Regions from separate parts of the Mus musculus genome. Here regions 2, 3, 4, 5, 6 and 7 are each linked to region 1. A link is a loop called in an ENCODE intact Hi-C map of the cell type or tissue named here. Cell type or tissue: heart. All regions are shown on one strand.

The links. Hi-C counts contacts between places; a loop is a spot of excess contacts. Peaks named below come from ENCODE experiments on the same cell type or tissue, not always from the same donor. Only the 100,000 strongest peaks of a DNase experiment are listed, where the experiment ranks them.
Region 2: a loop joins it to region 1, with 5 times the contacts of the local background. A loop is called at or near these places in 15 of 42 quality-filtered maps.
Region 3: it touches region 1 in a loop (2.5-fold over the local background); 11 of 42 quality-filtered maps call a loop at or near these places.
Region 4: a loop joins it to region 1, with 8 times the contacts of the local background. A loop is called at or near these places in 16 of 42 quality-filtered maps.
Region 5: it touches region 1 in a loop (3-fold over the local background); 12 of 42 quality-filtered maps call a loop at or near these places.
Region 6: a loop joins it to region 1, with 6 times the contacts of the local background. A loop is called at or near these places in 11 of 42 quality-filtered maps.
Region 7: it touches region 1 in a loop (2.5-fold over the local background); 11 of 42 quality-filtered maps call a loop at or near these places.

Annotation. Positions count from the first base shown.
Region 1 is chr2:3,116,613-3,120,612 of GRCm38, reverse strand. It overlaps Fam171a1 (family with sequence similarity 171, member A1), which reads right to left and starts at 2,231. Exons shown (of 8, transcript NM_001081161.2): 1 at 1,961-2,231. The coding sequence starts at 2,057. In heart, a CTCF peak has its summit at 2,353 (motif pointing left); DNase peaks (open chromatin) are centred at 852, 1,462 and 2,302; H3K4me3 peaks cover 2,152 bases; H3K27ac peaks cover 1,302 bases.
Region 2 is chr2:3,171,274-3,175,273 of GRCm38, reverse strand. All of the region lies in intron 1 of Fam171a1 (family with sequence similarity 171, member A1), which reads right to left. Among named protein-coding and RNA genes, the nearest start is that of Fam171a1, 55 kb to the right of the region's middle. In heart, a CTCF peak has its summit at 1,943; a DNase peak (open chromatin) is centred at 3,293; H3K27ac peaks cover 2,004 bases.
Region 3 is chr2:3,281,875-3,285,874 of GRCm38, reverse strand. It overlaps Nmt2 (N-myristoyltransferase 2), which reads right to left and starts at 1,663. Exons shown (of 14, transcript NM_008708.2): 1 at 1,469-1,663. The coding sequence starts at 1,578. In heart, a CTCF peak has its summit at 1,622 (motif pointing left); a DNase peak (open chromatin) is centred at 1,844; H3K4me3 peaks cover 3,054 bases; H3K27ac peaks cover 2,946 bases.
Region 4 is chr2:3,226,931-3,230,930 of GRCm38, reverse strand. Fam171a1 (family with sequence similarity 171, member A1) reads right to left here. Exons shown (of 8, transcript NM_001081161.2): 8 at 3,125-4,000. Among named protein-coding and RNA genes, the nearest start is that of Nmt2, 55 kb to the left of the region's middle. In heart, CTCF peaks have their summits at 1,667 (motif pointing right) and 2,315; a DNase peak (open chromatin) is centred at 1,670.
Region 5 is chr2:3,325,967-3,329,966 of GRCm38, reverse strand. Nmt2 (N-myristoyltransferase 2) reads right to left here. Exons shown (of 14, transcript NM_008708.2): 14 at 1,090-3,896. The coding sequence ends at 3,876. It overlaps Rpp38 (ribonuclease P/MRP 38 subunit), which reads left to right. Exons shown (of 2, transcript NM_001013376.2): 2 at 94-1,018. The coding sequence starts at 104. The coding sequence ends at 946. Among named protein-coding and RNA genes, the nearest start is that of Rpp38, 4.7 kb to the left of the region's middle. In heart, a CTCF peak has its summit at 2,421 (motif pointing right); no DNase peak of the experiment used is centred here.
Region 6 is chr2:3,331,493-3,335,492 of GRCm38, reverse strand. It overlaps Rpp38 (ribonuclease P/MRP 38 subunit), which reads left to right and starts at 2,865. Exons shown (of 2, transcript NM_001013376.2): 1 at 2,865-2,966. It also overlaps a transcript of Acbd7 not described here. In heart, a CTCF peak has its summit at 1,862 (motif pointing right); a DNase peak (open chromatin) is centred at 2,772; H3K4me3 peaks cover 1,955 bases; H3K27ac peaks cover 1,365 bases.
Region 7 is chr2:3,412,006-3,416,005 of GRCm38, reverse strand. Meig1 (meiosis expressed gene 1) reads left to right here. Exons shown (of 3, transcript NM_001355207.1): 2 at 3,995-4,000. Among named protein-coding and RNA genes, the nearest start is that of Meig1, 5.1 kb to the left of the region's middle. In heart, a CTCF peak has its summit at 1,548 (motif pointing right); no DNase peak of the experiment used is centred here; H3K27me3 peaks cover 379 bases.

The DNA of each region.
Region 1 (4,000 bases):
TCAAAAATCCAGGTGCCAGGTGGTGTTTCAGAGACTTCCCATATATGTGTTGCGATTGACACCTTAAAAATCCACCCTTATTGGAAAGAGCAAATCAAGAAAGAAACCCAAGGGGAACACTATTCCAAGATATTCTGTCTTCTACTACAACTCGAGGATATACCTAGCTAGGGCACAAATAGTCTCATAGGTTGGTCATTACTCTCTCATTTCCTGGGAAATTCCCTGTCAGGGGGTTTAACAGTAAGACCTTAATAAAACATAGTCTTAGACCTGAAGACAGTAGTTTTTTTTCTTCCATGATTTTTTTCAATTGAAACCATGTATTTTCGTATTTTCATATTTTATACATGAACGAATTCATTATTTCCATGTATTGCTATTTCAAGTGCAAAAACAAAACAAAACAAAACAAAAACCCCAACCTGCCCTTTGAAAATAATGTCCTCGTTGAGGCACAAGTATTCATTTAAAAAGCTGATTCAAAAAGCAGTAGGGTATAAATGAAAGAGGCTATCATTCAATACTGATGACCTAATGTCATAAGTATCCCCCTCCTACTGTGACTTATGGGTCTTCTGGTACCCTGTTAATACCTCCCTTCCATAGTATACATTACCAAATTCACACCCAATTCCTAATGGTCATATTTTACTGTCAACTATGGGTGCAGCAGTGTATTTAAAAGATGCCAACCAGCGATTCAGCAAGCATTGAGCACAAAAACCTCCAATAGCATTAACTGAACTCAGACTGTCAACAGACACCAAGAAGATATTGGGTGGAAGTCAAGGCTCCCCTGGTCCCAAGTTTCAAAGGGTGGGAAGAAGGATGAGGCTGGGCCCTGTGATAGGATACTGGGATGGGGCACTCCTTCATGTGTGTAGGGCTAACTTAGCAGGGCACACCTTTCTGTCAAGAATCTTGCCAAGGGTCTGAGTGCCTGCAGGAGCTCACATAAGACCAGTGAAGGCCCCTCCCTAACCAAGTTTACCCTGGGCAGGAGATGCCCTGGCTGAATTAACACATGCTCATCGGTTGGCTTTAGTCGCTCCTCAGAAAAAGGCAACAGAGAAGCACTAGACTTTGTCTTGACAAAATCATGTCAAGAAAGCTCCAGGATTGTTCTCAAATAGATTCAGATAAAAAAAAAAAAAAAAAAAAAAAAGCGTGTGGCCATTCTTGGTGGCCATTCTTGTACAGATGGGAAGCAGATTTATAAGAGGCCAAAGATTAAACAAAAGGCAGGAGCTGGCGACAGACAGACATGGAAATGGTTTTAAGTGATTAGGGTTTCCTAGTTCCAGTTTTCTCTCTTCTCAAGATGATCCCTGTGGCTGCTCAACAAATCCCTAAAGGTCTGAGAATCACGTAGAATAAGGGGGTCGGGAGAGAAGATACCAAAACTTTCCTAAACTGCGGCGGCAGACCTGGGGTCGCCAGGGCGCAAGGGGCACCCTGGGGCGGCGGCCGCCCCCTCCCCGCCACAACAAAAGGGCCGGGCACAGCCCTTGCGCTGGAACTCCAGGACCAGAGCTCCAGGGATCCCAAAGAGGGAAGGGGGGGGGGGGGAGTGGGGGAGAACCAGCCACCCAGGTCTATCCCTCCCGCGGCGGGGGAGTTGGGGGGGGGGGGGCAATGGAGCCGTGTGTCCGAATCATGCATAAAAGAAAGCACCTTGGATATAAGCCGAAGAGTCACCAGCGGCTGCCTCCTGGGTGGCAGAGCAGCTGGTGCCACCCAGATCCCCGGGGAGCATATGCGCCGCGGGCCCAGCGTGTTCCCCGGGCGGAGCCGCCCCCCCGGGTATCGCGACGTGGGGGACTGCAGGACCGCGATGCAGGTCGTGCTGCTTGGGCCTCCGCCACAATGCGGCCGGGGTCCAGCCGCCACCGCGGCCGCGCCAGGCCCGGGCGCGACACAAAAGCGTCCCCCTCCAGCCCCGCCACCGCCCACCGACCTTGGGCTCCCGCGCCGGGCTCCTGCAGCGTCTTGGTGACTGCCTTCCAAACGTGGCAGCCGAGCAGGCAGAGCAGCAGCGCAGCGGACTTGCTCATCTCCGCGCCACGGGCGCCGCGGGCCTCTCGGGCTCGCCACGCTCGGTCACGGGCGGCCGGGCGCCGCGCCTCCCTCCATGGCGCTGTGGCTCCGCGCGCCCGGCCAGCCGCCCGATTGGCCGGGGCCCCGCAGCCGGCCGCTCCCTCCTCCGAGCCCCGCGCCCGGCTTCCCCAGACCGCCGCGGCCGCTCCGCCGGCGCCTTAACCCCTTCCTGCCCCGCCCCACGCCCGCGGGAGCGCACGGGCCCTGGGTCCGTGGTGCCACCTGGCGGCCGCCGCTCTGCGGGAGTCCCAGGCGCCTCCAAACCCCTGGCTATTCCTGCAGAGAGGAGGCCTTCGACGTCACGCTGGGTTACCTAAGGGTCCGCAGGAAGCATTTGAGTCTAGGGTGTGACCTCTCATCCTGAAGCTGTCCAAGCCACTATCCTCTGACTTCCCCCAGGGTAGATTTGACAGCCAGACTTATAGGTCAAGTGTAACAATACCTAAGGCTGGCTGCAGGAGGCCCAACACCACCTCCTTGTATAGCATTGGAAGGGAAGGGTAAGGAGGTTTTCAGTGATAAGAGGCCCTGGGTGATTTCTCCCCATCCCCACCTCTATTTATTAAAGAAAAAAAATCCAATGGCATGTTAAAACACAACAGCAAAGACTATGCAGGAGCATTGCAATGGGGACGGTTAACAATGGAATTTTATAGCAGGGGAGATAGATTTTGCTCAACTTGGGACTCAGCAGAGACAAACAACCATTTATAACGAAGGAGCTGTGAGTGTGTGTGCGTGCGCGCGTGTCCTATGTTGAAAATTACCAAGATGAAGCACTGGGGATAGGGCTCTAGCTAAAGTTACCTAGGAAGATTCTTACTGAAGGCAGGTCAGGAGTGAAGCACGGCCACTCTGGCCAGATATCTAACGTGTTTAGATATCCAGGATGGACAAGCAGGCTTGCTATTTTACAAGAAGTGGACAGGTAGACCCAGGAGATGGGAAGCCTAGTATCTGAGAGAAACTTTGTCACAACCTACATGGTTTGGCATAGTGTTATATGCTTGTGATTCCAGTACTCAAGAGGCTCTCACATCCAAGGTTAGGCTGAGACACAGTGAGACCCTGTCTAAGCACAACAAAGAAAGAGACATTCTATTTTCATAGGAGAACATGGAAGCTAGAGAAAGCTAAGGAACCTGATCCCAAGCACACAGCTGGGCTGTGGTTGGGGTGGCTAGTTTGATTAGCCAACTTGAATCTAGAATCACCTGGAAAGGAAGGATCAAGGGTTGGGGTGGAGTGAGGGGAGAGTAGACTAGGTTGACCCATGGCAGAGGGTATCAACTTGTGGGTCATGCATGACCCCTTTGAGGATTGAACAAACCTTTCACAGGGAACACTCAAGACCATTGGAGATTCTACATTATGATTCATAATTAGCAAAATGACAATTATGAAGTAGCAATGAAAATATTGTTATGGTTAGGGGTCACCACAACCTGAGGAACTGTATTAAGGGGTCACAACATTAGAAAGGTTGAGAACCACTGGCTTATGACCATGCCTGTAGGAGACTATTTTAATTGTGTTAGTTGAGGTAGCAAGATCTGCCCACTGTGGGTGGCACCATTCCCTAGTGTCTGAACTGTGAAAGAGCAGAGAAAGTGAGCTGAGCTCTAGCATGCGTGCCATCCACTGCTCTCTGTCCCTGATTTATGGGTGTGATATGATTGAAAACCTTCGATTTCCTGCCATTGTGGTGACCCTGCTATCATGAACTATAACCTGGAACTGTGAACTCCTTTCCCCATAATTTACATGTGACAAATGTCACTGCAGCCAGAAAACAAACAGAACAAACAAAATCAACAGTAGAACATTTTAATAAAAGTCAGTTCTGTTTCAAAGTTAAAGCTCTTTGCCCAGATCTCTAGACTGCCGTTGGTCAAAGAAT
Region 2 (4,000 bases), 55 kb before region 1:
CATACACAGTCAATCCCCCAGTCTTGTCTTTCTGCAGGCGGTGTAGCACACATGTATAACACAGAGAGTTTCTTACTTAAGTTGGTCTTCCTTGCCACCCAAGTAATATGCTAAACTATAACACAAATCAACTCAGTTTTCAGTAATATTCACATTATAAAAAAACCCCTGGAAGTGGGCGAGTGGGAAGGGTGTCGCCAGGCAACCTTTGATGATTCATGCAATTTTATGGTAATGTAACATTTACTAACAATTGGGATTAAAGCTTCTGATCTCTCTGCACTGTATGATAAGATGTGGTTTGTGAGCAAACAGAGCAAGAGGACATTCCCTCTCGCCAGCCTCTTAGACTCCACCATGTCCATGCCTTCTAATACGGGCCACTTTGTTTATGTTCTGTGATACATTTTGGAAGACATCACTTAGCACTGACTTAGCATGACATGTTAAGATTCATAACAGTAGCAAATTACAGTTATGAAGTAGCAATAAAGTAATTTCATGGTTGGGGTCACCCCACCATGAGAAACTGTTTTCAAGGTGGAGAAGCACTACCCTACACGCTGATGGGGATACAGGTTTTGTAGAGTAATACGCTGCATTAGACTATCCAGTCAGCAAAAGTCATCCTACTGTTGACATCTGGAAGGGGCATTTGACTGTGTGAGGCTCTGTTTATCAACACGACTCCCTCTTTAACTCTGAAAGGAAGAGTCTACAATTGGCCCTGGGTAAGGAGCATTATTAAACGTTGTCTTCCAGCCATGACATGACTGTCACAGACACGAAAACGCAGCAGCCATGGTTATCGGCACAAGAAATAAAATAAAGCAAGCAAACAGAAGACATCAGAGTGGGAGGAGTCTTCTGGGCAAGCAGCAGTCAGTAAGAGTGGGAGAGGGGCAAGAAAGAGGGAACCAGGGGTGGATATCATCACGGTAGGCTGTCTTTAAGTATGCAATTGTTAAAAGATGAATAATACATGAATAAAAATAGAATTGCTCTCAAGAAGCCGTATCCTGCTTCTTTGCTGTTCAGTGGGAGCTCAGAGTACCCTTTGAAGCAGGGACATCTGATTTCTAATCTGAACTTGGGACACCGTTCTGTTTGTTCCTTATTGTTTGTATCTATTGCTGGGTTCTGTTGAGTTTGATTCCAAAACACACATCTCCCAGATAGCCTCCACTGTGTATCCTGTCAACGCTGCCCTACTTCAACCCCTCACCATCCATCATGCAGACCGCAAGCTGCATAGCCTAGTAACAAAACTGGCCTTCAGCCCTGGGTCTTGAAATTCCAGAAATCAGAGGGCCCAGGAAGCCAGGACAACATTTGTTGAGGTGGGGATGCTGGGAAAGAGACTTCCATCTGTGGTTGGGCCAGAACCACTGTTGGGATGGACATGGCTTCCTGGTTATTGGTTATGGGGTTCAGCTGGAAGTACTTTCCGGGAGAAATGACAAGCAGGGTTGTGAGAGGAAGGCAAGAAATGAGCAGCGTGGGTAAGCTTGCACCTTCCCAGGCTCCCTGGTCACCAAGACAGAGAGGGGATAGCCCAGGCTCTGCTGGGTTCATATAGACAGAAAGGGGATAGCCCAGGCTCTGCTGGGTTCATACAGACAGAGAGGGCATAGCCCAGGCTCTGCTGGGTTCATACAGACAGAGAGGGCATAGCCCAGGCTCTGCTGGGTTCATACAGATAGAGGGGACAGCCCAGACTCTGCTGGGTTGACATACTGACACACTGTACTTGATCTGGAGGATAGATGCAGGTTCTTCCATTGGCCAAAAGACTACAGGGGAGTTGTCCAGTTTGGAACTGTGGAGGGACATTCTTGCCATATGGCTAGGAACCTGCTCTGGTGTTGAGCCTGCCTTCTCAGATGTTCTGTGATACACAAAAGTTTTATGTGGGTCTCTCTTCTATTCTCATGAAGACTGCTAGAGGGAGTAGTGCTGTTTGCTCTCCCGGATGCTGGACCATCCAGGACCGACCGACTGAACAGTGACCAGGAGAATCTCTCTCAACGACATCCCTTGGCCTTCCCCCACCCCAGGCCTTCCTCCTACCCCAGGCCTTCCCCCACCCCAGGCCTTCCTCCTACCCCAGGCCTTCCCCCACCCCAGGCCTTCCTCCTACCCCAGGCCTTCCCCCTACCCCAGGCCTTCCCCCTACCCCAAGCCTTCCCTTATGATCTCTACTCTGTCTACTCAGACTGAGGGAACCCAAGAGGTAGTTGCTCAGGCCTCTTCCTGCCTCATACACTCATACAGTGAATTATTTCTAGTCAGGAATTTAGCCAGCCAGCACCTCTAACTCAGTCTCAGGTTTTGCCAGTCCCAGAGTCTGGAAGTGGGAGGCAGTGTATGTTGAGGAATTTTCCCTGCCTTCATTCACAGCGCCTCTGCTCTTGGCAGACATGAACAGTTTGGCTCTGTGGGCACGGACTAGTCCATTTTAAGCAGTACAGGGAGCATCTGCCTTGTGGGCAGGAAACTAAACATTATCTTTCAGAAGTCCAGCATTATCTTTTGGACATTTCCTCTCTCACTGTCACAGATTTAGAACTAAGTGCAACAAGGCTGTTTCAAATTGTTGGCAAGGGAGGAGGCGGCTCCAAGCAGTAAGTTAAAAGCTGACATAATTGCAGGGACAAGAGGACGGAATTATGGTATGTAATCCCCACACAGGCAGGGATTCCCGAAACTGGGATTTGATAAAATTGCCTGAAGACACAAAAAAAGGCAGAAAACATGCTTGCTTTCTTCCCAGCCCCCTTCAGCTTCAAATAATGTCTGTTTTATTTTTACATAAATGATGGAATACATTTATTTTATAATATATCATCCAAGCATCAAATTAAGCATTTTCTATCACTCCTTTAAAACCATTCACTGGTGCAGAACCGTCCAGAACACTGAAGGTTTTCACTGGACCAAAGCTGGGAGAAATTTTCGCTTGCCTTTTTAACCCCCCACCCTTCTGCACTCTCAACACTGAGTCTAACAAGCTCTAGGAAGTTGTGGGACCTGACTTGGAGAGGTGGTGACTTGTGTGGAGCTGGTGGCTGCCTGTTAGAGCTTTGGCTTCCCTTCCGAATTTCTCCAAACTGGCTTTCTTTTGGGGTTGGGTTTTAACTTTTCCTTTCCTAAAATATTTTTGAGCTGAATTTCCACAGTAGTCCATCCTAGCAGGAAATCTGACATCTCTCTGGCTTGGTTCTCAGAGCCTTGTAGAAAGAAAGCCACTTCTCCCTTGCAGGCCTGCTCTCTGATGTCATGTTGTCTGGCGCTCTGGGAAGTGCCCCGCAGCAGGCAGAGCAGCTGAGCAGGAAGTCACCACTCTGAGCACCCAACACTATGATATGCTATATTTAACCCCAATCTAGCAGATTCACCATGGGCTTCACAGCTCTTAACTGAAATGGTAAAAGATCATTTAGTCACTTAAAACATTGTCTAAAACGAGAGTTTTACCAGACCCTTGCTCTTCTTTTATCTAAGATATGTGTGCTTCTGTTACTTGGGTCTCAGCACAGCAGTGTGTGGTTTGAATCTCTGTCACTAGATAGCCAGGAAAAGCAGGCTGGAGAAGGCCTTCTAAGTGCAGGACAGCTTTCTACCAGGCTGTCTTATCTCTTTCACAAACACAAAAGGCTTACTTGACTTAATGATCTGATAAAATTAAGATGTACTTTGTCACTTGTATTCCCATAATTTATTTATCTTTCATATGGGGTACATGCATCTTCTATTATTTACTTTTATTTCTTAAATAGATCATTTAAAGTTTTCAAATCTGAGAGAATGAAGTCCAGTAAAAATTACACATATATTTTATAGACCTATTATATACTTTATACTAGATTATGTGTTAGAGTATTAATTAATTAGTATAATTAGTGTACACCTGTAACAATAACTATATGAGATCAAGACAAGTTTGAGCTACATAAAAATTCCTTGCCTCAAAAAGAGATTATTGTGTCATATATAAACC
Region 3 (4,000 bases), 170 kb before region 1:
ATCTATCCACTGGCGTGCATATGGACCCACTTCTGGCAAGACGGCTAGTGTTTCAAAAATACACTCATATTTAGCTATCACAGGCAAATTTCTATTACTCATAAACAGAACTCAGGCTAAGATTTCTGAAGAATTGCCTCTCTGGGCTTAAAAAAAATCTAGACTTGAATGATAACATTCAGTACTTGCAGCTGCCACTGAACTGTTCGCTGAAAACCTTAAAAAGCAACATGCCAAAGGGAGATATATGTAGTCAGCTTTTCTTTTTTGACATTTGTCATTTAATATCTGATAACGTATTCAAGATCAATACAGCCTCCTTTCTTAAAGCTTAAAGTAAACGTTGAAATAAAATACAAATACTTTAAAGACTCTCCATGAACTGAATAAATAAGCCATCTGTGACTCAGGCTTCCCTATCGTGTTTTTAGGCTGACCCACTTCTCCAGTCACCATGGTTCGCAGAATCTCACTTCTAAGGGGCAGCAGTAACAGTCTGTGCCAGCGCATAGTTTGAATCCAACAGGGTAAAAGGCTGAGGCAAACAGCACCTACAAAGGGACACCGGTCTTTATTTAAAATGATCCTCCAAACCCCGCCTCTAAAACAGAACTTCAATACCAGCCTTAACCAGAAGCAGTCTTTTCTCGAAGAAAAAAAAATCAAGTCTGTAGGGGAGAAAAGAGGGCAGCATAGATTGAGAAACCGATCAAATGTTAAAGTACTTGGTGCATTTGGCTTTGGAGATCAGACACCAGTTTTGCAGGAGGGGCAAGGTCGGGGCCGCGGGAACTCCGTTCACCCGTCAGCTCTGCTCTAGAAAGCTCTGAGGGCACGCTCAGAGGCCGCAAAGCTGAACGCCCTCAGGCGTCGGCTGAGACCTGTCTCCCTCCCCCTCTCCCGGTCTCGGCGCCCCTTTCCCGGCCTGGGAGGCAGAACTTTGCGCAGTTCGTCGCCAGCAGCCGAGACCGCCAGAGGCGCATCCCTATCCCACCCCCACCGCCGGCTCTGCGGGTTTCCTCTCTACAGGGGGTTAGTGGCGGCTGGGGGGGGGGGGCGCGAAAGAACTAGAAGGATGCCAAGGCACAAGTGGAACGACTTGCATCTCCCTCGCCTCGCCGGTCCAAGACGCCGCCACCGCAAAGGGAAGGGCCTTGCGTCCTTGCTAAGTTCCCACCCGAACCACTCGCCGTGGTAGGGTGAGGCCAAGCCAGCGGGGGCGCGCGGCAGGTGACTGTCGCGTCGCGGGTTCCCGGGCCCGAGTCGCAGTCTCCCCGCCCACCTCAGCCCTCGCCCACCACTGCGTGCTCCCCGAGAGCTGGGAGACCTGCACCTCACAATGGTCTCGGGATGAGGACACCGCCAAACGGAGCCTCCGGTCTAGGGGCTCCCGCACGCCACGAGCGGGCGCGGGAGCCCTGAGGTGCGCGCGGTCCCCGCCCTGTCGCGCCCGCGCGCCACCTCCTACCCTTTGGCGTGTTCGGTCTCCTCCTCATTGTCTCCGTCTATTCCGCACGTGTCCTGGTCGTCCAGCTCTAGGCTCTGCTGGCTGGCCGCAGACTCGCTGTCCTCCGCCATCGCGGCGGCTCCGAACGGCTGGGGAGGCGGCGCTCCGAGCAGCAAGCAAGGCGCGACAGGGCGGGCGCGGCCGCAGCTCCCTCTAGTGCCGCCCACCCTCGGGCACCGAGTCTCGAGTCTGCGGCCCCGCCCACCCCCCGGTCACGCCCATCACAGCCGGCCCGGCCCCGCCCACTCCCTTGAGGCTCCCGCCTGTCTATGCAGTCCCGCCCGCCTCAGTCAGGGCGGGCCCCGCCCACATTGCGTGCCTACACCCGCCCACTTCATCAGTTCTCCCACTTAGGCAGTCGAGGCCCCGCCTACCTCGCCTTCCCACTTCCGCCTATTTTAGCGGGTGAAGACCGGCTCCTCTCGTGGTCCCGTTTCCGCCTGGGCTAGCGAGGCTCCGCCCACCTCGCCTTCCGCTTCGGCTCCACTCCGCCAGCACTGCCCCGCCCACCTCGCTCGCCCGCTCGGGCCTCCTCAGCGGGCACGGCCCCGCCCACCTCAGCCAGCAGAAGGGCGAAAGCACGAGGCCGGCCCTTCCTCAGTCTAAAGCTGTGAGGTGGGGCGGTGGGGGAATGGTGGAGCCGGAGCGGGAGCCGGAGGCCGAGGCTTTTGGGCTTGGGGCGTGGCCTGAATGAGGATGCGTTTGTGGCTCCAAGGCTAGACCTGGTCACTGCAGGCTGGATTGCAGGGCTGCGCGGCAGCCTTTGCGACCACTGCCTACAGATTCTATATGTCTGTGTGCCTCAGCGCTCTCGACTTCTGCAGGGATTTTTTTTTTCACTCAGGCCTGCGATTCCCTAAAGCTCTCCCTGCCTCCTCTTCCACATGTTCTTCAAAATTTTCCATTTCACATTTTAGTATCTAATGCTTATCGAGCCAAAGCTCCGCCCTCCCCACCTCCCCGCTGCAAGCAGCCTCAGAGTCCTCAACAGAAAATGACTGGAGTTGGTTTTTGTTTGGTTGACTGGGGTTTTTGTTTGTTTGGTTGGTTTTTTTCTTTTGCTTGCATGTTTTTGTCTAGATGGGTTCGGCTGAGAACAGAATGAACATTTTGTGAAACATGAAGACACCCAGATTAGGGGGATTGGGTCGTTTTAGGCAAGTCTGTCGGCTCTCTCCTAAGTGAAGGTCATGACCTAGACCACCAAGGAAACCTGTATGGGCAGTGTTGAAATCGTCCTCCATCAGGAAACAGGAGAGGAAGAAAGCCAAGCATGGTGGCCCATGCCTGTTATCCCAGCAGTCCTGGATGTAAAAAGTCCCGGAGGTCAAAATGAGGAGTTCTTTGAGGCCAGCATCCACTGCATACAGAGTTCAAGGACATCTTGAGCAACAACAGACTCCTCTCAGGGAAAATAAAGGACTGGGGGATAGAGGAAAGAGAATCTCCTGGGTGTACCAGATAAGGCAAAGGTGAAATCCATATTGCTGTTAAATACTTCCCACAGCAGGCACTCGGTTGCATTCCAGAGACAGGGATTTTTCAAAGATCCTGCCAGACCACCAGAAGACTGTGAGGCGGTTTTACAAAGGCAGTTGCTGAGAAAGTTACCCAAACTCTGTAACGAGGGGAAAACTCCCTAAAAGCCACCTGAAAATTTTAGTGTAAAGCAAATCTCCCCCCAAACACGCACACAAGTGCACACACACACACACACACATGACTATGTGGTTAACATGCAATGAGCTCGAATGACCTAGAGACAAAACTTGCAGAGCAATTTCAAAGCCCAACATTTGTCTGACCTTCTTGGAGGAAGTGTAAGTGGGACCCAAAGATGGAGAAAATGCACTTCTGTGCTTAACAATTGCAACTATTTCTCAGACAAGGTCAAATGTGGCCTCTAGGTTCAGACTTTAGGATAAAGGCAGGCAGAGATGACTAAGGTTCCTGACCCTCATCTTCATAAACTGAATATAGCTGAATAATTAACCTGTCAACAGAGACCTAACCAGGAGGTATGAAGTCAGTCATTTTAACCTGTCAGAGGGCTTGGTGGCAAGACAATAGAGACTGGGGAAATCAATATCAAGATTAACATATAAAGGAAGCCAATAGGCAAAGAAAACATGGAAGCCTTCCCTCCCACCCCCTACCCTCAGTCCACATAGCACAGAATAGAAAAACACATTATAAGCACATTGTATTCAAATGTGTGAGAGACTGGTGCTTTCTGAATGTCCTGTGAAGGTTCCTGTGTCTTATGGCATAGTCTTTTGAGGCCCTTCCCTCAGCCCACTAACCCACTCTGTTTCTCAGGAGTGCCATTTCTTTCTTAGTAAAGTAACTATTTCTAACCGTGTGTTCCCCAGTGCAGTTTCTTATCCTGAGACACAAGAGTCAGGTGCTCTCTGAGCTCAGAGCAACCCATGTCTATAACATGTTCAAGCATTTTTCAAACTCCCAAGGCAAAGGAAATACAGCACACATTTA
Region 4 (4,000 bases), 110 kb before region 1:
AGTAAATAACTGAAAATAACCCCAAAAGCATGAGGGCGCATATTGGGGGAGGGGCACCTTTGTTAATTTTTTTATTGCTTTCTGTCCCTACCATTGAGTTAAGAGACACTTAGAATTTCTTGGACTTCGCAGGTTAGCTGTCAGGCACTGCTACTATAAGAGTTAGTGTTGTAAGTCTACAGTTCAAACATATTAAAATAAACATCATTCATATTTAAAACTCATTCCCAATTTTTTCCTATGGTCAATTCTTACTGTCCACAGAAGTTATATCCTGTGGGATGATTCTAGGGTCCCATGTGTGTCAGGCAAGCACAACTAGCTGAGCTACACCCCTGGCCCTGACTTGTTAGCTTTGCTGTCAGTGTAGTCCAGACCCGAGCAAAGCCTCTTTAGCACATGTGTTGCTTCTGCAAGGCACAGCACAGCCCTCTCATGCTTAAGAACTCTACACAAGACTTTAGCATTATGCTTGGATGCCATTTGTAACATCAAGATGGCTGTCAACAAGGCAATAACTTGTTACTCATTGGCAAAGGTGCCTTCACAATTCAGAATTGAATACTCCTCATGCCTATAAGTGATCTAAAGGAGATAGTGCAGCTGGGTGTGGTCCCAGTTATGTGTTAACCCAGCATGTGTGAGGATGAAGTAGGAAGACCGGGACCCATGTGGCAGAAGACGACAATCTTCTGACCCCTGTAAGTTGTCCTTTGATCTTCATGGGCATACTGTGGCATGCACACCCCACCCAATAAACAAATATATGTAAAGCAAAATTTAAAACTTCAGAGTAGGGAAATTTGCAAATCTTTGACCCTTGAACAATGTAGATTAGCTATTCTGCTATTACCTATGCCCCACTGTGGGTTTTGTGGGCAAATAATGCAAAACTGGGACAGCAAGCGTCTATTCCAAACTTGTGGGTCCTGGAGTATCGCACTAATTGCTTAAAATTGTCCACAGTGGAAGTTTTCTACCGCAGGAGCAAAGACTACCAGCAGAGCTTGATCTGTTCACTAAGGAGAGCAGAGGAGAGCATGCTGACTTTTTTCTGGAGTGATCTTACAGCGGCATTATGTCTGGGTTCATTATGGATGGTCGGCACTGAAGAGTTGAGGGTATATTCGTCCAGAGTGCTAAAACTGGTTCAGCAGACATGGCACTCCATGGCGGTGGCTAAGAGATGTGCTGACATTCATCATCTTAATCATTAATTCAAGGAGTGACAATTGTCCATGCCAGACTACCCATGACAATCACGATCAAAGGCAGAGTCAACTGTCCAAGAGCTTCCCATAAAGTATTCTGTATATTATTATCAGGAGCATCTATAACTTAAATTCTTTCCTAGAGAGCTCTCTCTATTAGCAGCACAACTTCTCTCAGCTGAGCAACTTTTATTTATTTTGCCACCAAGCCCCCATTTAGTTACTTAGGTGTAAAACAAAAAAGAATGCTATGCAATCTTCCCCCAAACTGCAAACCAACCTCATTATTGCTCCAGTACTTTTGTTTCCAGGCAGGAACAACATGGACCTTGTCAGCCTTCTTCCATTTCCCACCTTACCTGGAAGACAGGACCAGAGCTGTTTCCCACCTTCCCACAGTCCACCCTGAGTGTCTGGGTTGGCCCTGCTCTTCTCCAGGGCGCTGAGAACTGACCACTAGGTGGCAGGAGCTGGGTGCCTTTCATTGCTTGGGTTGTCTGATATTCATGGGAAGCATTGAGGCATATTTCTCTCTCATGGCCCTCACTGGGCTAGAGGGAAGGTAAATGCATTGTTGAAAGACTGCAGCTGTGGTGGTTTGTTTAGAGGATTCTAGTGTCGCCATTAGTGCTTTCTGAGGAAAAAAAAATAATGTCTGGACCTCACTGTGGACAACTCTAATGGGAAATGAAGGTCTCTTTGGCAGAAGCAATTCCCTTTTGGCAAACCCAGGTGTGCTGTGACAACTGCTACCAGATCAGTACTTGCCACCACTGGATTACACTGTGTAAGATATTCCTGTCCTATCTCTAGAACCAGAGAGAATAGTTAGCATGTTGCATGTTTCTACAGGTTACATGGAAGGCTCTTCGGGATGCTGACACAGTTCCATTGGCAGGAAGCACAGACACGGCTGTGAAGGCCTGGGAACCGGCTGCAGCAGGGAGACCTCCCAGTGTTCTCCTTTCACCCCCATGACTAATGCCAGGCCTTGGGTGTTCCTGAAGAGGCAACTTTTTGCTTCTGTGGGATTGACAAAGGAGCCCCCATTGGAGTTATAGGAAAGTCAGCAAGGACTCACCTGCCACCTATGGGTGACACTGTTTCCTACACAAGCCCTGCCAGCCTTGCTGGTTAAAGCATTGTCTCCCATCCACTTAGCTGTCCAACGGTCAGGACTGTCTCAACTATTTTCTCCTTTTAAAGTAAAATATTAAAAAGAATCCTCATCTAAAAATTCAGAAAATAAAAACCAGTTCCATTAGTTTTATACTTGTGGAATCTGCAAGTGAAGGTTTGGTATGTAATCAAACACAGCTGCTGTAATTTTTCCCTGCCAGTCTTTCTCACATTCTGACATCATGTCTATTAACTTCCTTTGAGATGGGGCTGCCCTTGAACTTCTGTATCTGAGGCTGCCCCCACCTCTCCCATGCTGTGTGCTGGTATTATAGGTGGGCACTAACCCACTTGCTTTTATGTGGTACTGAGGACTTCACATGTGCCAGGCAAACACTTTACCAACTGAGCCACATCCTGGGCCCTCCATTAATAAATCTGATAAACAAGGTTATATATCTGGGATAGTTCTGTCTATTTAACAAACTCTTCTTGAAACTGTTGCAAGACAAACTGATTTCCAGCATAAGAAACAAAAACCAAACCAAAAAACCCCCAGTGGTTTCTCATAAAATTCAGCTATCTCTCCTTACCTAAAACATCACGAGGATGTTACCATTCATTCTTGAGTGAGACTAAAGACAAAGGTGGGTTTTTTAATCCTACTATTAATTCCTGGTATTTATGCATCCATAACCCCCCAACATTGAAGTCTCCCTTCAATGCCAAAGTCAAAGAACAGCAACGTCTTATTGACAATTTCCCAACAAAGAATGAATCAGAATAAACACATATTTTTTTCCTTCTTCCAAGTTTATTTTGAGTTTTCATTTTTGGACAACCAAGCAGCTCTTAAAGGAGAATGCGCAGAAGAGTCATTCTGGCACTTTTGGACAGTACATGAGTGTTTTTAACAGTCACATTCAATCCCCCTGCTCAGCCCATACTCTCACGTTCGGTGAGCAAGAAGGGCACACGGGATTCTAGAGTTAATACATAACCCTATATACAAACAGCCAGTGGAACCATAATGGTGGCTAGTGACCAAAGGGAGGGAGTAGGAATGGGCATCTCTAGTGTCCTCCTCTAGTCTATCTCAGCTAAACAGACCCACGTTACACATGATAACTAGAGCGTATACTGCGTTGAAATGAGGATGCTCAGTACGAATGGCACTTGGCAGCATGCAGTTCCAAGAACAAGGTATCGTTTAGTAACTTTATATAAAATCCAGGCAGTTCAATTGAAAGGGTTACGAAAAGACATGAAACCGAGGGACTGTCTGTTGTCACTGTAAAAAAGGCACTTGGAGATAATGGGACCAGAATTGAAGAACTGACTCTTAGCTGATAAAAACTTCAGTACAGTTTTATTAAAAGGCTTAGAGATGTTAAGAGCTGACACCCGGGTTCTGAGTTCCTGAAGGGCGACACCGAAACCAACCACAGAGAAGTAGAACTGAAGGAAGCAAAACGTTTACAACTGAAACTGAATCATACTTTAAAGAAAGAGAAAAAACCCAACACCCTATGTGTGTGTGTGGAGAGAGAAAGAGAGAGAGAGAGAGAGAGAGAGAGAAAGAGAGAGAGAGAGAGGGAGAGAGAGAGGCCTAATTAAAGCAAAGCATAAGCAAGGTAACAAAGAAGCAGCAATGCATAGCTTTCCTTTGA
Region 5 (4,000 bases), 210 kb before region 1:
AAAACAAAACAACAGAGACTGGAGACTATAACCAAAATGTTCTCAAGACATGCATTGCTGACAGGAGTTTCATCATTTTGTTTCTTTCCAAAGGGTTTTCAAGATGGCTGCAGCCCCTCAGGCACCAAAGAGGGGATCTATTCGGAAGACTAGACCTCTGGTTGTAAAAACATCACTAAACAACCCTTATGTTATTTCCTGGAGCACCTTGGAGAGAGAAGACATACACTTTATATTACAGACTCTCGAAGCCAAGTTTAAATTGATTGGACTTCAGAAAATTGAAGATAAGAAGAAAAGGAAAAAAACAGCTCTTATGAAAAAGCAAAGTTGCCGGCCAGATATTGAGATTAGCGAGGATCCAAAAGAGCCTGATGGGGATGTGCTGGTGTCAGGGTGGACACCTGTACACGTCAGGAAACAGCTGGTCATTGGTGTTAATGAAGTCACCAGAGCTCTGGAGAGGAATGAACTGCTCCTGGTTCTAGTGTGTAAGTCAGTCAAGCCTGCCATCATCACCTCACACCTGATTCAGCTGAGTCTAAGCAGAACTGTTCCTGCCTGTCAGGTACCTCAGCTCAGCGAGAGAATTGCTCCTGTCATTGGCTTAAAATGTGTGCTAGCCTTGGGTTTCAGAAAGAACACCAGGGACTTTGCTGATGAAGTAGAAGCCATCATTCCCAGGGTGCCCAGCTTAAACGTGCCATGGCTTCCAGACAGAACCCAAGGTCCCACAGACAGTTTAGAGACTGAACCCTCGGAAAGCCAGGACAACGAGATTTTGGACACGTCATTTGATGACCTTACAAAACTTAGTAAGAGGAAGCTTGCTGAAGGTGGACAAGCTTCAGCTGCAACATTACAACCCCTTAAAATAAAAAAGCTCATTCCCAACCCTAGTAAGATAAGAAAACCACCCAAAAGTAAAAAGTCCATTTCCAAGTAGTTTTGTATGACTTGTCACTATGTCTAATGTCTAAATGAGCACTGAAAGAAATAAAATCAAAACTTACATATATTCTTAGGATCCTGCATGGAGGTGCTTTTCTCTTTGGGTGGGGCAGATGAAGTACAGAAAACACTCAAAACAATGATTAACAAAACCAAAGTTTATTAAGACTAATGTCCATGCGCATATAAATTCACTGCTTTAAAGGCTGGTACAATGCTTGCTTGCAAGAACATCAGTTTCCTACAGCACTTAACATTTCTCTACCGAACTTGGAAAATGGGCCACAGACATGGTCTAGCAAGGTGGGTGAAGCAACTGAAGAAAGTCCTCAGTTGCAACGGAGAGAGAGAGAGACACTAAATGTTAAGCAGTACACTGCCTTCAGAGCGGCATGTCATTTTTACTTTGTGGTAATTTGGCTTTCTTTGTAGGTAAGCATCAAGGCAGGCTTGGGAGAAAGGCTTAATTGATACAGAACAAAAGCCTGATAAGGTTGTTTCATAAGAATTCTCTCCCTGCGCATCATCAGTTTCCTTGTAATATATAACATCTATCAAGAGTACATTAGGGGCAGAGCTCTATGGCAGAATATGTGCTTACCAGCACATACTATCCCTGGCTTGATCCCCAGCACCAAAAACAAACAAAAATCAAAGCTAACAACTCTAAAAACAAAACCTAAGCCAGAACTTATTACAGCAGTACTTAGCTGACATGTGGCACGAGGACAGACAAGACAGTGATGGGTCTTTCTGGCTGGGAGTGGAGCTGTCAGGACTTTACTAATCCACTCTGTCTGGAAGTCATTGTGGAATTTAGGAGGTGAGTGGGATAGCAAAACTTTTTCATCCCAAGTTTTGGATGAACTTATGGACTGTACCACTTTGTTCCACTTGCTGACAAATTTCCTGTTTCTGAAGGGAAGAAACCTTACAGCACAATATGGATACAGAGAGCATAGGGCAGTGTAACTTGAGATTGTTGCTTTTACATTTGGTTTTAACAGTTATTTTATATCCAAGCAGTTGCTCTGGCTACTAATTCTCTAAAATACCAACTGCTCATGTGCTTAACTTATGAAGACATCACCGTTAACTATTAGTGTATTTAAAGTTCTATAACAACTGCAATGTGCAATAAACAAATCTCTAAAGGAATGGTTTTAACAGTTTCCTCATGAGGTAAATAATAAATAAGCCCATGACAAAATTCTAACCTGAAAATTCAATTTGTATAAGACATAAAAATGAGTGCAATAATTGCCAAAGAGCTGTAGATCCAGATTGACTGACTCACTCACCTACTGCTTGACTTTCCACACAGTGCTGTAATGAATAGGTAGTTTCATTTCCTGAAGGTGTTCTGTTAGAAATGTGACAGTTGGACATGTATAATGAGAAATCTGTCCTGTGTCCAGCACTGGTCCCACTTCTGCACCACTTGTGGGGCCCAGGTGCCCCCTCTCGTGGTAATATCAGGAATGGCACAATTTGTGGCCTATTTAGGACCTGTCCACAAGAGGCCAGAGAGCAAACATTTTAACTTTGCAGGCAATACATACAGTCCAGTCTGTCACAACTACTTGATTTCCCTTTGTAGCATGAGACAACCATAGTTAGGACATAATGAAGATATGTCTGTATTCTGATAAAATGTTTGGATTTCCTAAGATTTGCATGCTACAAAACGTCAATTCTTTGGACTATTTCCCCCAACGATTTAAAAAAAAAAAAAAAAAAAAAAAAAAGACCATTCTCAGTTTGTGAGCTGTATAGAACAGCCAACAGGTGAGACAGCCTACAGTCACATTTGGTGACTCCTTTCTAGTAGGGAAGGAAATGCCATGTTGTCTGGACTGGAGCGGAGGCACTGTAGTAAAGGCAGGAAGTATCTACTTTGTGGCATCTGACTTAAAGGCCCAGTCTATACAATGGCCTTGTTTAGTATTTTATTTTCCCTTGGATTAGTGGCAGCATATACACATATATGTACACTGTGAAACTTGGTTTTCAAATTCTAGGTAAAAACAACATCAGTAACAAAATTATGAATACTTATTATTTACAAGTAAGACATTTTCCATTAGCATGACAATTTTCATGATAAATTAAAGTCAGCATAAAGGAACATGTGCAATTTTGCATAATAAAAACATTCAGACCATCTGTGTGCTGACTCCACTCCTCTGGGCATTTAATCTGACCTTAGAGCTGTGACTTCCTTTCCCTCACACATCCTTCACATTGCTGAGGAATGAGATTGCACAGCAGCCGCAAGGTCTCATCAGTCAGCTGTGTACTCTCTAGTGAGCACACTGAACAACTGCCCCAAACTCTGCCTTTGAAACAATCCACTAGCCTGCTGAAGAGCAGAAGACAAACCTGTAATGTACTGATTTGGCTACTATGCTTATGGGACAGACCTGTGTATTTGCTTATGGAATAATAAATGTGCTAAGTCACTGGTACATTTTCATATTGCTCCTTAAGTATCTACCACATGTCAATTCTATAAACATTCCAGTGGCATCATGTAAGGTGATACACATATGGATCCTTGTTCTGTTTTACAAGTATATCACCATTTAATAAACAGAAAAGCAGCAGTGACTCTCCTAACAGCAAAGGTTTTCTTAACATGATGCTGCCATTTCTGTTTGGATCACAGAGACAGTCCCACTTTTCTCTTTGCAGTGAGAGCTCTATGGACACCTTTAATCCCTCCCACATTAGTCAACAGCGGAGACTGGCTCCCAACACCCTAACTAGAAATGTATACAGTTGGCCATCTATTCTGATTGTTAACAACTACTTCAATTTCACTCAACTTGTGCTTTTATTCTTCTTTGGAATGACATTTCCAGGCATCACTAAATAGAATATTAACAAATGAGAATGTTGCCTTCTAGAAATAACATCTTCATCTACTGTAGAACAAGTCCAACCTAAAGAAAGAAAAATGGGACAGTAAGACCAAACTGAGGAGAAAATCGAATTATAACACTGGGCAGTCTATCGACTGGGGTTTTAAAAAGTCTCTCTGAGGTCT
Region 6 (4,000 bases), 210 kb before region 1:
TTAAATGTTGGACTGATTGTAGACATGCAGGAAAGGCCATAATGAAGTGGATATTTTGGACAATTACTATACACTAATTAAAAAACTAAAAATAATCGTTATTAACAGTATGTTTGTAGACTCCACAAAACCACAATAGCATACAATGCTGGGCAAAGCTCAGAATTCCATGCAAGCAAGAAGAATCTAGTGTTCAATTCTTGAACATTTTGTTGACAGACTGTATTGTCAGCTCTAATGCTACGATTTCTGACTCAGACTCTTAAGCTAATGTTATATTGTTGTATCCTTTAAATCCAGCAGTTCAAGAATTAAGACAAAAAGAATACTTTCATAAACCTTCTAAGTTATTAAAATATTTTGAGATATTTATAAAATTAACTATGATCATAAATGGTACATTTATAAACTGTTTATTCACAAACATAACTTATTTACAATGTAAAATAAAAGCTATCATTGAAAAGTAAATTGACCATTTAGTGTATATATAGACTACCAAATGCATAGTAATTTAGGGAACTATGGGAAGCATATATTTGTTAAAAAAAAAAACCTGAACATAAACTGATTAAACATAATCATAAACATAAATTGATGTAAATAAAAATAAAATAAATAAATAAATAATAAAATAAAAATAATAAAATAAAAATAATAAAATAAAAATTAAAAACTGAATTGATGTAAAATAAGAGCTATAATTGAAAAGTAAATTGACCATTTGGTTTGGTGTGTGTGTGTATATATATATATATATATATATATATATATACATACATATACACATATACTACTTAGGAAACTACAGGAAGCATATGTTTGCAGAAAAAAATATGAACATAAACTAAAGTTGTGCTACACAAATGGAAAGAAATTACCTTTGAGATATATTCTTTTGGGTAAAATCCTTGTGGAAAGATTGCTAAATTCTCAAATAGAAAACAAGGCCCAAAATAGTAGCGGCTATATATAATTTGTATTAACTTAATTCTGCCACAGCTGTCACTGGGTCATAGTGGTTCCATTTGTCAGACATGTACCATGTGGCAGGCACTGTGGTAAGCATCTTACACAGAATATTCTTCTAATCCTCAGAATAGGCACTATTTTTATCATTTCATAGTTGGCTAATTAACTTGCCTGAGGTGTAGGGACACTAGTTAGTGGGAAGGCTAGGGTGTCAACATAGCAGCCTGGCGGCAGAGGCTTGTAATGTAAGAGCTGGAACTTTGGTGGGACAACACTCATAGCCATTACCTTTTTACTTCTTTATCTTGCCCCTCTTTCTGCCTTTTTTTATTTTTATTTATTTATTTATTTATTTATTTATTTATTTTTCTGTTATGGTGTGTGCAAGTTCTGGCCCCGAAGGCCCAGTCTGCAGCCTCCTGTCTCAGTCTTCCACGAGCCAGGATTTTATGTGAACCTTTAGTATTTCAATTCTACCATCGCGATTTGTCTTTAGCGCTACATGACTGCGGGTAATAGTAAAGGACGTCTTATATGGCACAGTCAAAACTCGACCGAACTTAATCTAGTTCATCTACTTGTGATAGAAACCACAGCACGCTTTTCCTGTAAAAACTTCAACAATCTTTGACCACAAGCAACAGTGTTTGTTCTGTTTAAATGTTCAATAGGTGGTGAATAATGGAAACGTAGAAGCTAGATCCTATATGTTAGTCTAAAATGAGCAATGAAAACACCGAGAAAAAAGAGGAAGATAAAGAGAAGGACCTGAATCCTCCCAAATTCATAAGAACAGAAAGTAATTCCTGTCAAGTAATTTTTATTTATTTATTTATTTATTTATTTATTTATTTATTTAATGTATGTGAGTACATTGTTGCTGTCTTCAGACACACCAGAAGAGGGCATTGGATCCCATTACAGATGGTTGTGAGCTGGGACTTGAACTCAGGACCTCTGAAAGAGCAGTCAGTGCTCTTACCCGCTGAGCCATCTCTCCTGCCTTTTTTTTTTGTTTGTTTTGTTTTGTTTTTTGTTTTTTTGAGACAGGGTTTCTCTGTATAGTCCTGGATGTCCTGGAACTCACTTTGTAGACCAGGCTGGCCTCGAACTCAGAAATCCGCCTGCCTCCCGAGTACTGGGATTAAAGGCGTGCGTAATTTTTAATCTTTAGTACATTATTCCACTGCTTACCAGTTGTAACTTTCCAGTGATTTTGTTTCATAACCTTTCTTATTTTTTGTCTCCGTTTGTCAGAAGGCACAACAGCTATTGCCGGAGTACTCTGGAGTACTGCTGTGGAACTAAATGCAGCCCCTATTTTCCTTTCAGTGTGCCCAAGATTCTACACATAATCTCTAAGTACATGCAACCCTATAACCCCTATTTATTTGATTTTCGTGGCAGAACACGAGCTCCGCCTACCTGCCTCTGCATTACGTCACTCCCAGTCAGGGGCGTCAGGCGTGGTGTGTGGACTAAACCTGGCACAGCACTGCGCAGGCGTGTATTCTGTCTCGCGAGAGTCTGTGGTTGCTGTAGTAACCAGCCTCTCCCAGGGACGCGTGCAGGGGAATGGGTGGCTATAAGGGCTGGAGTTTTGTATCCCCAGAACAAAAAGAGACAGCAAGGCAGAAGCAACTGGGCTAAAAATGGAGAGCCAAAAGGAGAGACGAACCTCTCACAGAACCGAGCTGTTCCGCATCGTCATTTTGGACGACCAGTCAGAAGGGAGAGGCTGGTTACTACAGCAACCACAGACTCTCGCGAGACAGAATACACGCCTGCGCAGTGCTGTGCCAGGTTTAGTCCACACACCACGCCTGACGTCCCTGACTGGGAGTGACGTAATGCAGAGGCAGGTAGGCGGAGCTCGTGTTCTGCGCACGCTCAGTGCAGGCGCACGTGGAGCGGGCGCAGTGGTTCCTGGTAGTGACCGAGTTGCTGTAGTGAAGCGATCCGTCACGTGGTCTCCGCGGGGCGCTTCTGCTCAGGTGGGCGCGTGCGTGCCTGTGGCTCGAGTCCCGGCCCGTGGGCACCCGGGTCACCGCGGGGTGGGGGTCATCCAGAGCCCGCTCTCCCTGAGGTTCTTTCCGGCTGGTCTCAGCCGATCCCTGCCTTCGGGGGTTTCCTTCCGTCGTGTTGTGTGATGCGGGTACCCCTTCGTCCTCCCGAGACCGCGGGAGCTTCTCTGCTGCTGACAGCCTTTCTAGGGTCTCTTCCCAAATCAAGGTCTCTGTGACGCGATTCTAATCGCGCCGCCCTTCTTGAAAGGCTCTAGAGTCACCATCTTGTCCTTACCCAGTATCTTCAACTCCAGCATCTCTGTTCGGGCGATACTGAACTTTAATGTTCTTCTGTAATCCCTCACTGCCCGCTTCCTTCTTGGGCTATCTAAAGAATTCCTTCAAAGGAGGAATATTTTAGATTGCGGTTGGTTAATGGTCGTTTTCTCCAGAGACTTCAACTAAGGCCTGTTCCTCAAGATAACCTCACTACTCTGGCTTTAGAGTGAGCCGTTTTTATTACTCGCAGAAGCTTTTTGCTTTGCCCAATGCCTAATGGCCTGCAACAGCAAGGATAATTCATAATAATTTGATAGAAAAAAATGTATGTAAGTGCTCTACCAGGCACAGTGTACGTTGAATAAGGACATGAGAAACCAGAGGCCTCATTAAATAGCCAGAATCTGTAATATGGGTGATGAGTGAAAGGAGAAATGCTTGAGAAATGGGAGTAAACATTTTGAGTTTGTAATTGGTCCTGTAGGCAGTAGCAGCTTGCAGACATAGTTGGCAAGGTACTTGATCAAGCTCTGTGAACCTGTTAATATTCAGCATTTTAAAAATTAGTATTGCATGGCGGTCATCTTATGTAGGCTTGGTTCTTTTTTTCATCTCCCCTTCCAGGTTTTTGTGAATCAGAGACATACATCCCAATCTTGCAATCCCTTGGTTGCAGAGCATCTGTGAGTGTCCCCCATGCTAGGCAGGGACAGTAGCTGACTTGCAGTTTGGCAAGCGTTGTG
Region 7 (4,000 bases), 300 kb before region 1:
TTTTTCATACATGTAATAAAGAGAGTAGTGATTCAAGGCAGGTCATTTGAGTTCAGAAAAATCATGATCAGAAAATTGTGTAAAGAAACATGAGTAAGCACAAAAGTTTATGTAAATAAACAGAGTAGCCCTTTCCCAGAACTCTTTCAGGACAGAGCAATGTAAACACAATAGCCTGGCCCTGCTATTAATTATATCTAGCACGAAAGCAATGCAGAAGGCCATGTTCAGATTCAGGGAGATTAAGGACAGCAACTCAGCTGTATGTTTTCACCAGACTGGGTTCTATAGCTAGGTACCAACCTCCAGTAAGTTGTCTTATAAATTGAATGCAGATATTTAACACAAGAGGCATGAAATCAGGTCCAAGGACAATTCAGGAAACCCAATGCACTTGAAGTAAAAGGCCCTCTGTCTTTCTTCCTGGGGCTTCTCACACAGTTCCCCCAAGGCATGGCTCACCTTGTGACATTCTTTTGAGTGTGTTCTGACATTCCCCACCCCCTTTTTTATTTTTAACGCATTATAGAATGTTTATATTACACACACACACAAGCACACACATACACACACTTCACACACACATATGTTTATATTTTAAAAGTCAGAGTGGTAGATAAAGTTGATTGCTTTCTGGCCTTTATACTTGTTTGGAGCCATGGACATCTTAAGTGCAGCATGAGAAGACATAAGTAAGTACAACAGTCATAACTCGATGCATTTGCCAATTATATTGTGAGGACGTGAGACAGGCAGGTTAGTACAGAGCAGGATAGTGGCTTCTGCGGATGTTTGATGTGAAATTTCTTAGCTTCAGGACTGGTGAAAGTAGTAGTCAGCTAAATACTACAATCTGATAGGTTTTCCTCCAAGCCATAAATGTGTGCACCCGAGGAGGGCCCCAGGTGACTGGCTGTGCAGGTCTCCAGCACAGGAGCTTCAGGGAGCTTCGGCTCACAAGGCTCACGTCATTGTTGGTTTTCATTATTTTTAATAACTAGAAAGAATAGAATTTGAGTCATAGCATGGTCACCGCAGGTACTAAATTTGCCTTTTCTGTTATGGTGAGATTCACATTAAAGTTTCAAATGTCTGATCGTGTCTTTAAGATGGGTGGGTACTCCTACTGAGAAAAACAGTAATTTCCTGTAACTTCAACTAAAGGTAACGTCTTTCCCACCCGTATATAACATGTGGCATTTTTATATGCATAGTTAATGTAATTGCTTAACATCAAAGGGATTTGGCGACCCCGGCATGACCCTCAGGAGAGTATTTTTGAATGATACAAATAAGTCAAAATATTTGTTATCCATCAAACAGCTGAGCCTAGAGTAGGCATGATGGGGGAAGGAATACTGAGCCCCGAGCCACTGCCCTGAGGATGAAACCACTTTATCTATAGAAGCACAGAAGCCACTCAGCCACTAACTCCATAGAAAGACACGACGAAGTCTGAGTATTTTAGAAGGCTTTATTATTTAAAATTATTTCCAATGAAGTATTCATGTGTGTCTATGAGTTCATGTACAACTGAGTGCAGTGCCCAAGGGGCCAGTAGAGGGCAGTGGTGATCTTGTCTCCTGGAGCTGGACATAAAGGTGGTTGTGAGCGCTTGCTAGGTGCAGGGAAAGGAACTCCATTTTCTGCAAGGACAATTAAAAACTTGAGCCCTGAGCCATCTCTCTAGCCACTTGACTGATTTTGTTTTGTTTTGTTTTTGTTTGAGACAAAGGATCTTACTATGTAGCTCTGGCTGTCCTGGATGGAACTCCCTATGTAGAACAGCTGGCCTTGAACTTACAAAGATTTGTCTCTGTCCACCAAGTGCTGGGATGAAATGTGCACACCACTACACCCATTTTGAATGTATTTTTAATATAGTGACTCCACACTTTTCCTTGTTATTCTTCATATCATATTTTCTATTTTTATATATAATTCATCTCCCCTATATAAGGGGGGTAACCAACCTCTACAAGTGTATGTCTAACTCACTTGTTAGTCATAGCTAGTGCGTAGTGTACTGGTGATGTGAGGGGCTTCACAGTGAAATGAAGGAAATTACAAAACAAGAAACTGGTTTGTTGTTTTGTCACGCTTTCCAAAATCCTTACAATCCTGTAACAATAAAATGAATAAAATACAACATGAGCTGGAATCTAACAGAACTGAGAGGCAAAAGTTTAAAACCCACATGTTAACAAAAATTTCATTTTCTCTAGTCTAACCAAAGTGTGCGTCAATTTGCACACTGGAAAAAAAATGCCAAAAGCAATTCTAGTGATTTGTCTGACATGTCACTGATTTCATCAGAACTGAAATTACACAACTCATTTAATTTAATTTAATTTAAATCTGGAGCTAAATTAGAAAAGGTTAGACTATGATTTGCAAATAGAATGGAAACAGCCTTCTATTTGGGATGTGATGGTGTAAGTAATGTAACAAGTCGAGAGGGAAGAGAAGGAGCTTGGGCAAATTGTTTGTCCTTCCTAGGCCCATCGTTAATACTTGTGTGTGACTGATCTCAGAGCTAAGCGGAGGGCTTGGCCTCCTGACCGTCTCTCTCTCTTTCATTAACTGTGAGAAGAAACTTGGAGGCTACATTTTTCACACTGAGGAAATTCAAGGAAATTCGGCAAGTCTGTATTTTTTCCTTTTCCTATTTTTCCCTCCACAAAAGTAAATTTAATGCATTTGTAAAGGCATTTATGAAGGCATTTGTTGTGAATCTGCTCATACACTCCTGATTTAGCCTATGTTTGGGATAATGTTCACCCAGTGGCAGGGAGGGATATTTCCAATTGATGCAAGAATGATTTTATCTTTTCTATCATTGCATTTTAAATAAATTAACCTAATGAGAATTTGTTACAGTCAGTGAAGAATACATAAATTCCCTCTGGAACTTCTTTATGAAGTGACAAACTCCTTTATGCTTCAAACAAAAGATATAGGTTTAATAAAATGGATTCAAGGAATCATGGGGGAAATTCTGGGTACTTTATGTGGAATATTTTTTGTAACAAAATAAGTATTATGAGAAAAACAAATACAAGACAATATCTTTGAAAAGCTAGCTGTGGTGTTGGGCATGTAGCTCAATGGTAGAATATTTGCCTAACCCTCAAAAAGGTCTCAAGTTCAATGCCAGTAACCAGGGTGAAAAGGAAGCAATAGAAGTTTGGTAAGAGAATAATTAATGTGAACTGGACTCGAAGAGCTGAATGTCCTTGACCTACAGTAACCACCTGAGTCATTAAATCACTGATCTAACACAACAGCCAAGCAACTAGTGTGGGACGTGTGCAGTTGTCTTCAAACGTTGCTCTGCTAGAGGACGGTGTGACACCGTGACCCAAGAAAATAAGTTATGATGTCTTCAGAAACCTAAAAATAGACCTTATAAGAAAGTGAACTGAAAGAGAAGAGTGTCTATTCTTTTGATTTCTAAGCAGCCCAGGACAGCCTTACCCCAGATTCTTCTGCCCTGACCTCCCAAAGCCATCACCATACCTTGATGAGAATCATTATTTTCACATTTGGTTTGGTTTTTTGTTTGTTTGTTTGTTGTTTGTTTTTGTTTTTTTAAGGAGGGGGAAGAGAGTGAGAATATAAATCAATGGAATAGTGGTGGAATATTTTGACAATATATTAAGCAGATAGAAATGACAGTATATTTTCTTAAATGTACACTACCTACTGCCTAGCCTCAGAACGGGAATGTTAGAACATTACTAAATAACTCCAAATGCAATTTTATTTGATGATGAAATTAGCTATTCTCTGTACCTCCCAGGGTTTAGAAGTAGTTTAATGTGTATCAGTTTGTTTCCCAAAAAATAACAGTATTGGAAATGAATGTTAAAAATGTAAAGTGTTCACTCTGAGGATCTCTCTCTCTCACTCTCTCATCATTTTTGTTCATTCCAAAGGTCTTGAAAACTGTAATCATCATGTTGCCTATTAATATTGTTCTAACTTCTTTCAGAAATAA